Linked DNA regions of Homo sapiens: region 1 is linked to region 2. The links are chromatin contacts, found by Hi-C or POLR2A ChIA-PET in ENCODE. All regions are on one chromosome and are shown on one strand. The core of a region is the stretch at or near the end of the contact, and the rest is flanking DNA. Distances in the headings are between cores, read along the strand shown.

What was found. A loop is a pair of places that touch in the nucleus more often than their neighbours do. ChIA-PET counts read pairs that join two places held with the same protein, here RNA polymerase II (POLR2A). Pooled maps may share reads with other maps.
Region 1: a loop to region 2 is called in a pooled map, with 2.4 times the contacts of the local background. The contact joins two enhancer-like sites. A Hi-C loop is called at or near these places in 2 of 50 pooled maps. POLR2A ChIA-PET finds 5 or more read pairs at or near these places in 2 of 52 experiments (GM10248 and naive thymus-derived CD8-positive, alpha-beta T cell).

Annotation. Positions count from the first base shown.
Region 1 is chr1:16,296,048-16,303,053 of GRCh38, reverse strand. All of the region lies in intron 3 of FBXO42 (F-box protein 42), which reads left to right. Among named protein-coding and RNA genes, the nearest start is that of FBXO42, 53 kb to the left of the region's middle. Within about 2 kb of position 4,278, at least 6 of the 41 ENCODE cell types and tissues checked have a DNase peak (open chromatin) inside an H3K27ac peak, as active enhancers do.
Region 2 is chr1:16,141,153-16,148,888 of GRCh38, reverse strand. It overlaps EPHA2 (EPH receptor A2), which reads left to right. Exons shown (of 17, transcript NM_004431.5): 3 at 1-511. Among named protein-coding and RNA genes, the nearest start is that of EPHA2-AS1, 10 kb to the left of the region's middle. RefSeq lists enhancers at 1,869-2,397, 3,983-4,511, 4,512-5,039, 7,168-7,217, 6,551-7,518. Within about 2 kb of position 3,153, at least 33 of the 41 ENCODE cell types and tissues checked have a DNase peak (open chromatin) inside an H3K27ac peak, as active enhancers do.

The sequences.
Region 1 (7,006 bases), core at 3,029-5,528, 150 kb before region 2:
TTAATTGTGTTTTGCCATGTTGTCCAGACTGGTCTCGAACCCCTGAGCTCAAGCAGTGTGCCCGCCAGATATGGTTTGGCTCTGTGTCCCCACCCAAATCTCATCTCCTCCAGTGGTAATCCCCATGTGTCAAGGGAGTGACCTGGTGGGAGGAGACTGGATCATGGGGGCGGTTTCCTCCATGCTGTTCTTGTTATAGTGAAAGAATTTTCATGAGATCTGATGGTTTAAAAGTGGCGGTTTCGGCTGGCCGCAGTGGCTTACGCCTGTAATCCCAGCACTTTGGGAGGCTGAGGAGGGCGGATCACTTGAGGTCAGGAGTTTGAAACCAGCCTGGCCAACATGGTGAAACCCCGTCTCTACTAAAAATACAAAAATTAGCCGGGCCTGGTGGCGGGTGCCTATAGTCCCAGCTACTTGGGAGGCTGAGGCAGGAGAGTTGCTTGAACCCCTGTGGTGCAGGTTGCAGTGAGCTGAGATTGCACCACTGCACTACAGCCTGGGCAACAGAGCGAGACTCCGTTTCAAAAAAGAAAAAAAGGTGGCAGTTTCCCCTGTGCTCTTTCTCCTGCTGCTTTGTAAGAAGTTGCTTGATTCTCCTTTGCCTTCTACCATAAATGTAAGTTTCCTGAGGCCTCTCCAGCCATGTGGAACTGTGAGTCAGTTAAACCTCTTTCCTTTATAAATTACCCAGTCTTGGATAGTTCTTTATAGCAGTGTGAAAATGGACTAATACACTACCTCAGTCTTGCTAAGTGCCTAGATTACAGGCGTTGAGCTACCGCACCCGGCCTGCCCTTCTTAATGGACTGAAAGTGTCCTGTTCTCTAAAAGTCATCTCAAAGATAAAATCAAAAGCCACATTTTTTACCAACTTCTCTCAGATTCCTCGCCGTAGATATTAAGCTCTTTTCTTCCTCTCTGCTTCCCTAATATACTATTCATACCTTCCTCCATTATTTATTACCATCTGTCTTTTGCCATTATTATCTGTGTGAGAGAGGCTGCATGCTAAAAAGGAAAGGCCTTTGGATGTGGGAAGCAAGTTTCTTGGCTTGTCTGACCCACAGTTTCTTTGTCTGAAAAATGGATATGACAAATTCTGTTTGTGCCATAGATTGCTGAGAAATGCATTTAAGAAAACACTTGTAAAAATATGTTTTAAAGTCGAGGCAGGAGAATGACTTGAGCCCAGGTGTTTGAGACCAATTTGGGCAACATCTCTATTTAAAATTAAAATATATGTATATATTTTAAGCTGTAAAAAAGTAGGATGATGATGATGTCTCCCCCACAAGATTGTCGTCTACTTGAAGATAGACAGGCTCCATGTCTTAGACATTCTTGTACCGTTTCTTTTTTTTTTGTTGTTTTTTTTTTTTTGAGATGGGGTCTCACTCTGTCACCCAAGCACCCAGGCTGGAGTGCAGTGGCGCGGTCTTGGCTCACTGCAGCCTCTGCCTCCCAGATTTAAGCTATTCTCTTGCCTCAGCCTCCCAAGTAGCTGGGATTACAGGTGCCTGCCACCACGCGCAGCTAATTTTTGTAGTTTTAGTAGAGACGGGGTTTCGCCCTATTGCCCAGTCTGGTCTCAAACTCCTGGGCTCAAGAAATCTGCCCATCTCAGCCTCCCAAAGTGCTGGGATTGCAGGTGTGAGCCACCGCACCCAGCCTTCTTGTACTGTTTCACAACACCTTGTTCATAGTTGATATCTAATAAATTTGGTATCAATATATTTTGATACCTAATAATTTTTGTGGACTTAAGTGCAACAAAGGTATGCACAGTATAGTATCTTTCCTATGGAAAAGTCTGGGACAAAAAAGTCAGGTGAAGTAAAAAGGCCAATTCTAGGGCCAGGTGCAGAGGCTCACCCCTGTAATCCCAACACTTTGGGAGGCCAAGGCAGGTGGATCACTTCAGGCCAGGAGTTGGAGACCAGCCTGGCCAACATCGTGAAACCCTATCTCCACTAAACATACAAAAATTAGCTGGGCGTGGTGGGCGCACGCCTGTAATCCAGCTACTCGGGAGGCTGAGGCAGGAGAATCGCTTGAACCTGGGAGGCAGAGGTTGCAGTGAGCCAAGATTATGCCACTGCACTCTAGCCTGGGTGACAGAACAACACTCTGTCTCAAAAAAAAAAAAAAAAAAAAAAAGGCCAATTCTAGCTTTTTGGTGAATGTGTGCATAGCTAATCATGCAAGCTTTAATTAATGTAGAATGTCCTTTTCAGATTGATGTAGGGGGTCTCCTGAGTCCCCAACATCATGCATTGAAAAATGTTTCAGTGTTGTAGGTGTCACATATAGTCAGGTAGTTTCATACACAATGCTCATCATGCTCCTGCAGGAGCCAGCAGGCCCAGACTGGATAACCGCCCTTGCTTCTTCATAGTTACGTAATTAGAGACCTTATCAAATATGTTCTGGCTTGTAGGTGTGAGACACATGACAGCATAGTCTCTTTAAGCATGGGATAAATGCCTCAGGATCTTTCCCTGGAGACAGGTGAAGAAACAAAAGAGAATTTGACGTCTGAAAATGCAAAAGCATATCATTCATTTAGTGAGCATTTATTGAATGCTCCATACACCATGGAAAAGATGAAACTACTGGAAGATCTTGCACTTGAGATGATTATAGAATAGTGGAGAAGTATTCAGAACTGTGAAGAACTGTTTGCTTGCTCTGTGTGTAATTAAATTGTGACTATTTGACTTGTATTTTAATAGGGATGATTAGTATGTGTCGTAAACTAAGCCCATTTCAGAAAACTTGAAGAGATTTACCAGTTGGAATAGACACTCTCAGTATTATTTGTTAGCCCAGTATTCATACTGTACTGTGAGCTGTAACTGTATAGCACATTCTAGTGGTCTAGATGTTCTGAAAGGAAAATTTTCTATTTAGGTTGAGAACTTGTGAAAAGGGAAATTACTACTGGAGCACTGGGAGTTGCTCAAATTCTTTTTCCTAAAAGGTTCATTTGAACTTGTTGGGTCTTCCTCCCTGCCCCTGCCCCTCTCAGATCAATCTATAGGTGTCTTAAATAAAAAATAGGCAATAAGTAAAGTTCAGTAGGCTAGGGTGCTTAAAATAGTTGAGTGTGGCCGGGCATGGTGGCTCACGCCTGTAATCCCAGCACTTTGGGAGGCCAAGGCAGGTGAATCACGAGATCAAGAGATTGAGACCATCCTGGCCAACATGGTGAAACTCCATCTCTACCAAAAATACAAATATTAGCTGGGCATGGTAGCGCGTGCCTGTGGTCCAAACTACTCGGGAGGCTGAGGCAGGAAAATCGCTTGAACCCAGGAGGCGGAGGTTGCAGTGAGCCGAGATCGTGCCACTGCACTCCAGCCTGGGTGACAGAGCGAGACTCCATCTCAAAAAAATAATAATAATAATAATTAAGCGTATTATTGATAGTTATTTTCTCATTCCATTATATCTGAGTTCTAAATATAGCTGCCTAAACTGACTCCCTTCCTCTCCCAACTTTGTTGATAATTGACTGCTGGTCACTGAAAATACAGTAGTGTGTGAAACTTGCCATTTTAGTGCCATTAGCTTTGCATACTTTGGGCTGTGCCTTCCTCTTCCAGAAACCTTTGTTTGCTCAAGAGAAGCAGGAAAATGCCAATTGCCCTATTTTAGTGTGGGATTAAAATACATGTGGTAAGGACCTCAGGGCCCCGCTGTTGGCTGGGTTTTCAGTCCAAATAGAGAAGAAAAATGTGGGCTGGGTGCGGTGGCTCGTGCCTGTAATCCCAGCACTTTGGGAGGCCGAGGCGGGCGGATCACGAGGTCAGGAGATCGAGACCAGCCTGGCCAACATGGTGAAACCCCGTCTCTACTAAAAATACAAAAAATTAGCCAGGCATGGTGGCACATGCCTGTAATCCCAGCTACTCGGGAGGCTGAGGAGGAGAATTGCTTGAACCTAGGAGGCAGAGGTTGCAGTGAGCCAAGATTGTACCATTTCACTCCAGCCTGGGTGACAGAGCAAGACTCTGTCTCGAGGAAAAAAAATTAAAAAGGAAAAATGTTTGTTACCTTTTTGAAAAATACAGGCACTGTGTTCTTTTGCTACACTAAGGAAGCAGCTGCCAAGAAGTTATCTGTGAGGAACTGGGAGACGTAACAAACCCTTGACTCTTTTAGTTATGAAATCATGGATTTGTTTTATTAAGCAATGTTATAATGGACACTAGTTAAGGTTTCAGAAGTCATAGGACATTGGCCGGGCGCGGTGGCTCACGCCTATAATCTCAGCACTTTGGGAGGCCGAGGCGAGCGGATCACCTGAGGTCAGGAATTCGAGACCAGCCTGGCCAACATAGTGGAACCCCATATCTACTAAAAATACAAAAACTAGCTGGGCGTGGTGGTGGGCGCCTGTAATTCCAGCTACTTGGGAGGCTGAGGCAGGAGAATCACTTGAACCTAGGAGGCGGAGGTTGCAGTGAGCCAAGATTGTGCCACTGCACTCCAGCCTGGGTGACAGAGTGAGACTCCATCTCAGAAAATAAATAAATAACTCATAGGACATTGCTAATTTCTTTTTCTGGAGGTCTGGAATATCAAGAGGAGAAGAATGTGCTTTTACTGAGCCAACCTGGTACCAGTTGGCTCATTTCAAAATTGCCCCATTTTTTAGGATTACTAGGTCAAGATATGTCTAAGAGGACCAGGATATCTGGAGTTGAGCTCCTTTAGTGGAGATTAAAATGTGGCTCCAGTAATTGTCCTTTTGTTTGTCTAATGTCTTCTAACTTGATCCTTTGTTATTTGTAGTTCTTTGGTGTTTTTGTTTTTGTTTTTTGAGACAGAGTCTTGCTCTATCGCCCAGGCTGGGGTGCAGTGGCGCAATCTCAGCTCGCTGCAACCTCCACCTCCCGGGTTCGAGCGATTCTACTGCCTCAGCCTCCCCAGTAGCTGGGAGTTACAGGTGCATGCCACCATGCCAGACCAATTTTTGTATTTTTAGTAGAGAGGGGTTTCACCATGTTTGCCAGGCTGGACTCGAACTCCTGACCTCAAGTGATCCACCCGCCTCAGCCTCCCAAAGTGCTGGGATTACAGGCATGAGCCACTGTGCCCAGCCTGTTATTTGTAGTTCTTAACAGATCTGACATGTGAGCCATGGATTCATTGGACTTGACTTTTTTTTTTTTTTTTTTTGAGATGGAGTCTCACTCTGTCGCCCAGGCTGGAGTGCGGTGGCGGGATCTTGGCTCACTGCAAGCTCCGCCTCCCGGGTTCATGCCAGTCTCTTGCCTCAGCCTCCTGAGTAACTGGAACTACAGGCGCCTGCCACCACGCCCGGCTAATTTTTTTTTTTGTATGTTTAGTAGAGATGGGGTTTCCACTGTGTTAGCCAGGATGGTCTCGATCTGCTGACTTCATGATCTGCCTGCCTCGGCCTCCCAAAGTGCTGGGATTACTGGCGTGAGCCACCACGCCCGGCCTGGACTTGACTTCTTAGTAGAGTTCTGGGGATACCATAAATATTTTGCAGGTGTGAGCCTATTGATGGCTAGATGGTATTTTATTTCTTCAGATCTGTTTTGTCTAATTTCTTTGGTAATTTTAAAAGCCTGCAGCTCCATTATTCCACAGTGTCAGAGGTCAGATAATTTGGATTTAACCCTTCCACTGACTGAGATTATGGGGTTTAAGGCACTAAACATACTGCTTTCATTACCTCTTAACTTGCTCAGTTTTCTGACTTGGCCTTCTTACCGTAGAGAGTCCCAGGGGTCTAACAGGAGGGCTGAATTAAGGGAAAATAAAAGAAGGTGGGGGGCTGGGCGCATTGGCTCTCACCTATAATCCCAACACTTTGGGAGGCTGAGGCGGGTGGATCACCTGAGGTCAGGAGTTCGAGACCAGCTTGGCCAACACGGTGAAACCCTGTCTTCACTAAAATACAAAAATTAACTGGGTGTGGTGGTGTGTGCTTGTAATCCCAGTTACACCTACTCGGGAGACTGAGGCAGAAGAATTGCTTGAAGCTGGCAGGTGGAGGTTGCAGTGAGCCAAGATTGTGGCACTGGACTCCAGCCTCGGCCACACAGCAAGACTCTGTCTCAAAAAAAACAAAAAGCGGGGGGTGGGGGGTGCGGGGGAGGGGGGAGTTTATTCCCAGAGCTAGTATAGTGTGTATCACAGAGGTGATTATAGTAGTGGCATTGGATGAGTCAACAGTAGTAGCATTTCCCTTTTTCTGAACTCGGGTAACTAGTGCCAGAGTTCAGAAGAGACCTTAAAAATATTGGTGTGCTAAACTGAATTAGACCTACAAATATGCTAGATGATCATTAAAGCCATGCACAGGGCAATGAATCTGTGAATTTCTTGTTGGTGTTTTTTGTTTTTGTTTTTTTTTTTTTTTTTTTGAGATGGAGTCTTGCTCTGTCGTCCAGGCTGGAGTGCAGTGGCGCAATCTTGGCTCACTGCAACCTCCGCCTCCCGGGTTCAAGCGATTCTCCTGCCTCAGCCTCCTGAGTAGCTGGGATTACAGGCATGCGCCACCACGCCTGGCTAATTTTTTTATTTTTAGTAGAGACGGGGTTTTGCCATGTTGGCCAGGCTGGTCTCGAACTCCTGACCTCATGATCCGCCTGCCTCAGCCTCCCAAAGTGTTGGGATTACAGGCATGAGCCACTGCACCTGGCCTGAATCTGTGAATTTCTTTTTCCTTTCCCCTTCCTTTTATATGACACTGAACCGTTAGTTTCACATGAACATTGAGAAGTCTTTTTTGTTTACTTAATTTTATTTTATTTTATTTTTACCTCCTGCGTGCATGAAATGGATGGCAAGGAAAGCTTTGCTTGGGCCTCTTCCTGAAATCCAAGATGGCAAATGCAAGACTGTAAGGAATGTGATCGTCATTTCCAAAGGATAGAGACCGCAAGGGGCAGAACTTAGCACTCATGCATCTTTTCTAGACTCTGGCTTTGGTCTTTGTAGTTTTTGGGTAACAGCCCTTCTGATA
Region 2 (7,736 bases), core at 1,904-4,403:
TGCAACAGCTTCCCTGGTGGCGCCAGCTCCTGCAAGGAGACTTTCAACCTCTACTATGCCGAGTCGGACCTGGACTACGGCACCAACTTCCAGAAGCGCCTGTTCACCAAGATTGACACCATTGCGCCCGATGAGATCACCGTCAGCAGCGACTTCGAGGCACGCCACGTGAAGCTGAACGTGGAGGAGCGCTCCGTGGGGCCGCTCACCCGCAAAGGCTTCTACCTGGCCTTCCAGGATATCGGTGCCTGTGTGGCGCTGCTCTCCGTCCGTGTCTACTACAAGAAGTGCCCCGAGCTGCTGCAGGGCCTGGCCCACTTCCCTGAGACCATCGCCGGCTCTGATGCACCTTCCCTGGCCACTGTGGCCGGCACCTGTGTGGACCATGCCGTGGTGCCACCGGGGGGTGAAGAGCCCCGTATGCACTGTGCAGTGGATGGCGAGTGGCTGGTGCCCATTGGGCAGTGCCTGTGCCAGGCAGGCTACGAGAAGGTGGAGGATGCCTGCCAGGGTGAGTGACGGTTCTGGGTTGCAGGGAAGGGGGTTCTGCATTCCCAGGTTCTGGTCTTTAGCTTTGGAATCATGGAATCTTGGTAAGCTCATCCCTGCTTTGACACACATTAGTTCTGTTAGTGGAAATTATAGATCCTTCCCAGACATCAGTTTCCTTATTAAGGCTGGACTAACTCATTCATTAAGAATGAATGAATTGTGGCTGGGCACGGTGGCTCATGCCTGTAATCCCAGCACTTTGGGAGGCTGAGGTGGGTGGATCACTTGAGCCCAGGAGTTTGAGACCAGCCTGGGCAACATAATGAAACGCCGTCTCTACCAAAAACACAAAAATTAGCTGGGTGTGGTGGCATGCACCTGTAATCCCAGCTACTTGGGAGGCTGAAGCACGAGAATCAATTGCTTGAACCCGGGAGGTGGAGGATGCAGTAAGCTGAGATCGCACCACTGTACTCCAGCCTGGGGTGACAGAGGAGATGCTTGTCTGAAAAAAAAAAAAAGAATGAATGAATTGAGAAACAGCAGAATGTGGAGTTTATGATTGATGACTCTGAAACAAGAATGCCTGTGTTCAAATCCCAGGTCTACATTTTTAGCTGTGTGGCTTTAGGCCATTTCCTTGACCTCTCTGTGCCTGGGTTTCCTCATCTGTAAAATGGAGAGGATCATAGCGTCTATCTCGTAGGGTGGCTGTGATAATCAAATGACTTAATAGTAAAGTGCTTAGGTCAGTGCCTGCCACATGAGTACTTTTAAATGTGGCTGTTATTTTTGATTCATCCCACGAATGTATACTGAGTAGCTCTGGTACAGCGGCACTGTGGTCCCACGGTGGAGTACCAGGAGCAAGTTCCATGTCTGTTATCAGCTCACTATGTGGCCTTAGGCAAGATACTTAAACTCCCTGGGCCTCAAACTCCTCTTTCGTACATAGAAGTGACTGAGTTGGACCCGGGGTGCACATCCCCTGGCTGCATATCAGGATCACCCGCGGAGCTTTTGGGAAATGCTTCTGTTGAGGGAGAGGTTGGAGGGGGGCCAAGGGTCTGCCTTTCTTGTCTGAATGTCCCCAGGGCCACAAATTTCCCATTGGGACCTCTATTGATTTTCCACTGGGGCCTCTATAGATGACACACTGGGCCCAGAAAAGGGCCAATTCATTCAGACTCTCCTTGGGGAATGAGGCTTGGGCATTAGTGAGTTCACATGGAGGAAGCCGTGGCGTGGTGTGGCCAGGGCCTGTGACAGCGGAAATCTCCACAGCAATGTGGATTTTCAATGGGTGACTTTTTCTGGAAATGGCCATGAGGCAGAGCATTTGTGGAATGCAGGCCAACCTTTGGAGGGCTGGCTCATTCCCTCTCTCTGGCAGCTTCTTTGCTGAGATAAGCGGGACGTTAAGGAATTGGAGGTTTAGTGGCTGCGTTGCACACACCTTGGCTAACTCCCCCCTCATCTCTGGTCTTGGGTTTCCTTTGAGTAAAATGAGAAAGTTCAACAGCACCAGCAGACTTTATGCTTGTTTTCTAGCCATGGATCCTGCAGCCCCTGGAGGGGGTTGAAGGGTTGGAGGACACTGAAGCCCTTTGTGATGGGCCCTACTTGCCTCCTAAAGCAAGTCCTCAGAACCTTACTTAACACGGTCTGTAAACCCCCCGATGAGAAGTTCCCTACGAGCTTTCTGGCCATAAGCCTGTGGTGTAGGCTCTGCTCCGGCCCATGCCATCGCCCCCTTGTCTTCCCAGCTCCCCTCTGCTGAGCGAGCCCCCCTTCCCCAGGCGGCCCCTGCTTTAGGTGACCTCGAATGCATACTCTCAGTTTCAGACAATGAGTGCGGTTGAGGGGGCCGGGACGAGGCAGCCCAGTGGGGCGAGCAGGCTCCTCCCACATGACATCCTCGCACAAGAATGCGGGGGTGGGGGTGAGGGGCAGCTGAAAACTTTCCACAGGCTGGTGAGGCAGGCCCCGCAGAGATAAGTGGACGGTTGGGGTGGGGGTGTCTCTCCAGGAAGCGGGGCAGCCTTCCCTCCTCTAGAGGTGGGGGGTCAGGGTTCTGGCAGATTTTGTTTGCAGAGAGCCGAGCAGCCCCCTGTTGGGAAGATCAGCCCAGCAGGAGGACAAGTTTCCAAGAGCGAAATTTCCGACTTAGTTCGTGGAACCCTGTCAATCGCTAGTCACCTACTGCCGGATTGTTCCTCCTCGGGATCCTCCCACCAAAATTCCTTTCAGTGTGGCTGGGTGCCGGTGCGCGAGATGCCAGGAACGCCCGGCTGGCTCCTCTTTATACCTCTAGACTTCTCTCAGCAGCCCCTGGCCATGCTGCTGCTGGAAGTGATGACAGTCGCTACCGTAGACGGGTGTCGTCCGAGGGGCAGGCGCTGAGCCAAGCAAGCGCTTTATCAGACATGCGAGCGGAATCCACACCGCCTTTCTGCGTGGCAGGGACTGTGATCAATCCCATTTGATAGACCAGGAAACTGAGGTTCAGAGAGCTAAAGAGGCTTGCCTGAAGTCACACAGCTAGGATGTGGCTGCATCAGGATCTGAATCCAGGCGGTGCAGCGGCGCCCAGGCTGCAGGATGGGTCAGGAAATGGGGCGGGAAGTGACCAGTTCCTTTGGAATCCCTGACTCAGCTCCTGGCCCTGGGGTAGGCTCTCTGGCCAGCCCTGGGGATGGCAGGGTCTGTTGCAGGGGCTTGGGGGCTCTGTTGGAGGCAGGGGTCCTGGAGAGGGCACTGCTGGGTACATTGAGGGAGAACCAGAGGGAGGCACAGGGTCTGCCCTCCCTGCCGGACCCTCCCCAGGCCTGGAGACCCAGATTCTTTCACTGGGGCTCCTGCTGGTGACAAACCAGACCCAGAGCGAGGCGGGGCACCCTGAGGTCACCTGGCACCTTGTCTAGGTTATTCCCAGTTTGTCCGTTTCTCCTCAGGGTTCTTTCCCCAGGAAGCCCAGAGCTCAGGAAAGAGTTAAGTGGGCAGAGGAAGGGAGGCACCTCCCAGGTGCTGTGTGCGGCAGGTGGGCACGCTGCCCGGAGCGCTCCCATGAACTATGTCAGGAATGAGCCAGCTTCCCTTGGTTCCCCCGCCCTGCCCCCGGCCCTGCCTGCGGGGACAGTGGAGTCGCTCGGGCTGACCGCTGTCCCCCGGGGGCTGCTTTGTCTCCATGTCTCCGCTTCCTGTGCTGGCCTCAGCAGCTGGCGGGGCCCCTGCTGGCGCCTCAGCCCTGGGGACCGCTGGTCAGGTGAGCAGGTGGCCAGCAGCCTTGGCCAGTGGCTCAGCTGAACAGCTGGGAGGCCAGAGCTGGGGTTGTGGGGAGTTGGAGATTCCCTCCTGAGAGGCTCCTGCTCCCTCAAGGGGCCCAGCCCCTTGGGGAGGTCCCCTCCCTACTGTAGTTTCATGATCCCCTAGTTCATAGGGACACCGCATTCCAGGCACCATGCTGGACATCTCATAAGCAGGGCTTTCTTCCATCTTCACACACAACCCAGAGAGGATGAGGACTTGATCCCCATTTTACAGATGAGGAAACTGAGGTCCGGAGAGGAAGCAGTGAACAGTGACCAAAAGAACGGGGGCCTGGCACAGGAAGGCAGTTGCCCCTGGTGTGTGTCCTTCCACCCACAGGCTGTATGACCTTAGCAGGTCCCCTTGGGGTCCCACCCCCATCTGTAAAATGAGTGGGCTGGACCTGTGGCCCTGAAGGACGCTGTCAACCTGGTGATCCGAGCTTCCCTCCTGTGGTTTCCCACTGGGGCTCAGTCTGAACACCGGGGAAGCTGTTGACTGTGTGACACAAGTGTGGTGAGGAGGGGTCCCACTGCTTACAGCCCCAGTGGCCTAAAGTCCATAGCTGACAGGGAGGAGTCCCCTGGCCAGGGTATGTCTGTGGTTAAGGTGGTCTTTAGACAGGGTGGTCTCGGGCCATGGCAGGGGCTGCTGGCAGGATTCCTGTTTCATCAGATCACAGTTGGTCCCCCAGGTGGAAGACTCTGGGAGCTGCTGGCTGTGGCTCGCAGGCTTTGTCCCCTGCTGGGAAGTCCCACCAGGCCTTATTTCTGTGATGTTTCTTCTGGCCTACAGAGGTGGGACCACGGTGGCAGCACCCCCAGCCCCCCATGGTGGCTCTCACCTCTGTGCCCTGTCTGCCCCACCCTCAGCTCACACTGGGGGCAAAGCTAGGCGCTGGCATCTCCGCTGGGCGGGCACCGGCTTCTCCCTCCCTCCCTCTCTCCCTCCTGGAGGTAAGTGGGTCCCCAGAACGGAAGGAAGGAGGCGAGGGAAAGCAAACAGAAGATGAAAGGCTGGAGGCAGGACAGGAGCGGTAGGCGGGGGCTGAGGTGGGGAGTGGTGCTTATCAATGGTGGAGGAATGTGCCTGCAGATAGCTCCCTAGGGTGTGTGTGAAAGGGACAGGGTGCTGGCAGCCGTCAGGCCCTGGGGGCAGCCCCCCTTCTGCAGAGACGACAGGGCCTGCTGGGAGCAAGAAGCCACCAGGGCCTGAGGTTGTCAGCTCCCTCATTTGCTGGGTCAGTAACCCATAGGTCGCCATTTGCCGTCTGTCAGGGCCCAGAGACAAAGTCCAAGCTCCACATCCCTGGGCCAAGGTGGTTCCTGCGGTCACCTGCTGGGCCTGGCTTGGGCGGTGACTGGCCCTAGGTGAATTGCCACCATGACCTCTTGACCTCACAACCTTGCCATTGCCAGCCTGGGAGGTGGCTGTGCCTTGGGAGGAGGGGCTCCACTGGGGGCTGGACTTGCGTCACGATAAGGGCGTCTGTCCCTGAGTCACCTCATGCTGCCACCTGAGGGGCGGGCATCAGGAACTGGAAAAACCAGGGTATAGCCGGAGGTGCAGCCACTGTGCCCCAGTTCCCCTGCTCGGAGTAGCCCAGGCCTGCCAGACAACCGGGGCCAGAACAGCTCTCCACAGGTGTGCCACAGGTGTGCCAAAGTTAGGCTCTTGTGTAAGGCAGGTAGGCATCCTGGTGGACCTTCTCCACAGTGTCTCTCTGGGCGCTGAAACACTGCTCATTTCTCTGGCCCTGGAGTGCATATTTCACATGCACATGGTAGGTTTGCCACCCATTCTCTCTCCCACTCACTCTTCCATCCACCTGTCCACCCATCCACTCATCCATCCATCCACCCCTCCACCCATCCACCCCTACATCCATCCATCCATTCATCCATCCATCCATCCATCCATCCATCCATCATCCATCCATTCACTCGTCTACCCGCCAACCCACCAAACCACCCATCCACTTGTCCATTCATCTATCCATCCATCCATCCACTCATACCCCCCTCCACCCATCCATCTGCCCACCCCTCCACCCAACCACCCACCTATCCACCCATCCATCCATCCATCCATCCATCCATCCATTCATCCCTCCACCCACCCACCCTCCTGCCTATCCATCCCTCATCCATCCATCTACTCATCCATCCGTCCACCCACCAACCCACCCATCCACTTGTCCATTCATCTGTCCATCCTCCGCCCCATCCATCCATCTATCCACCCCTCCACCCAGCCATCCACCTATCCATCCCGCATCCATCCATCCACTCATCCACCTGTCCACCCACCAACCCACCCATCCACTTGTCCATTCATCTGTCCATCCTCCCCACCCATCCATACATCCATCCATCCAACCACCACTCCACCCACCCACCCATCCATCCCTCATCCATCCATCCACTCATCCACCTGTCCACCCACCAACCCACCCATCCATTTGTCCATTCATCTGTCCATTCATCCACCCACTCATACCCCCCTCCACCCATCCATCCATTCATCCACCCACCCATCCATCCACACACTCATCTACCCATCCACCCACCAACTCACCCATCTATCCATCCATCCATCTGTCTGTCCATCCATTCAGCAAACATTAACTGAGCACCGCTGGGCCATGGGACACAGATAAATTGGTCTCCATTCCTGCTCCTCAGGAGCTGCTGGTCTCACGGAAGCTCCTGATACATGCAGGAATAATTTCAAATGGAGCATAAAAGCCAAGTTTTGAATTCCCCTGGAGCTGAAACAGTGTTTATCTGTCTCACCATCGCATCCTAGCACCCAGCATTGTGCCAGACACGTATGAAGTGCCCATTTCTATTTGGTAAACATAAGATTAATAGATGCCCTAATGGGGGCCGGGGGGCCAGGAATTGGGCAGTCTGGGAGGGCTGTGTAGAGGAGCTTAAGCTGGGTATTAAAGGATGCATAGGAGTTTGCTGGTTGGCTAAGGAACAGTAGGTATCTGGTGTATGTGGGTGTGTTTGAGTGTGTGTGACCCCTGTCCCCACTTGCCCGCCTAGAATGCCAGGAAATCCAACTAGATAAAGTCAGGAAGAACACAGGGGCTTGCTGGTGTCCTACTCATGAACTCTGGGACCCCTGAGCACTTGGAAACTCTGGCGGGGCCCTGGAGACAGCCCCTGGTAGCTTTGTGGTTGGAGGAGGGGAAGCACATCTCGTCAGGCAGGCACATGCCCTGTTGACGCTGCCTCTCTGCTGTATTATCTGGCACATCCGCAGCGGAAATCTCTCCAAATTCCCTCTTTCCTGGCGGCAGCAGGCAGGCAGGCCACCCCCGGGCGCTGGGGCCAAAGAGCCCATCTCTTCCCCCACTTCCTCCTCTTGGCATAGAAGCAGCCACACGGTGGGGAGTCGGGGCATTGTGAGGGTTTGCAGGTGGCTAAAGCCTCCAGTGGGTCCGAGCCTGGGCTGTGGGGGTTTATGGCCCCTGCCTGGCCTGAGAGCCTGGGCTGGGAACGCCCCCGAGCTTCCCAAGTCAGCTGGCCCTGGACCACCTGAACCAGCACTGAGCCAGGTGAAGTCTCCTCCACAGACAAGTCAGGGCATTTGGGGGAACTGACCCCAGGATAAACATGGCCCAGCTTTCTGGAGTCTCAGTTTTACTCACAGATCTGGTGGAGGAGAGAGCTATTTTTGTATCATGCAGATATGTTATGGGGAGGGATGCAATATACTCATGGGTTTCCAAATACAATAGGAGACTTGAAGACATTCGGGGCTTGAAGGAGACCACTTCAGCCACCCCAACCAACCCCCCTGGGCTGGAGTCTACACTTTTCTGCTCACAGACACAAAAGTGCCCAGTTTGAGAAGATCTGTGGTGGGGAATACCCTCCCCTCCTCCACAACACATAGACCCACAGCTGCTCTGAAATTCGTCA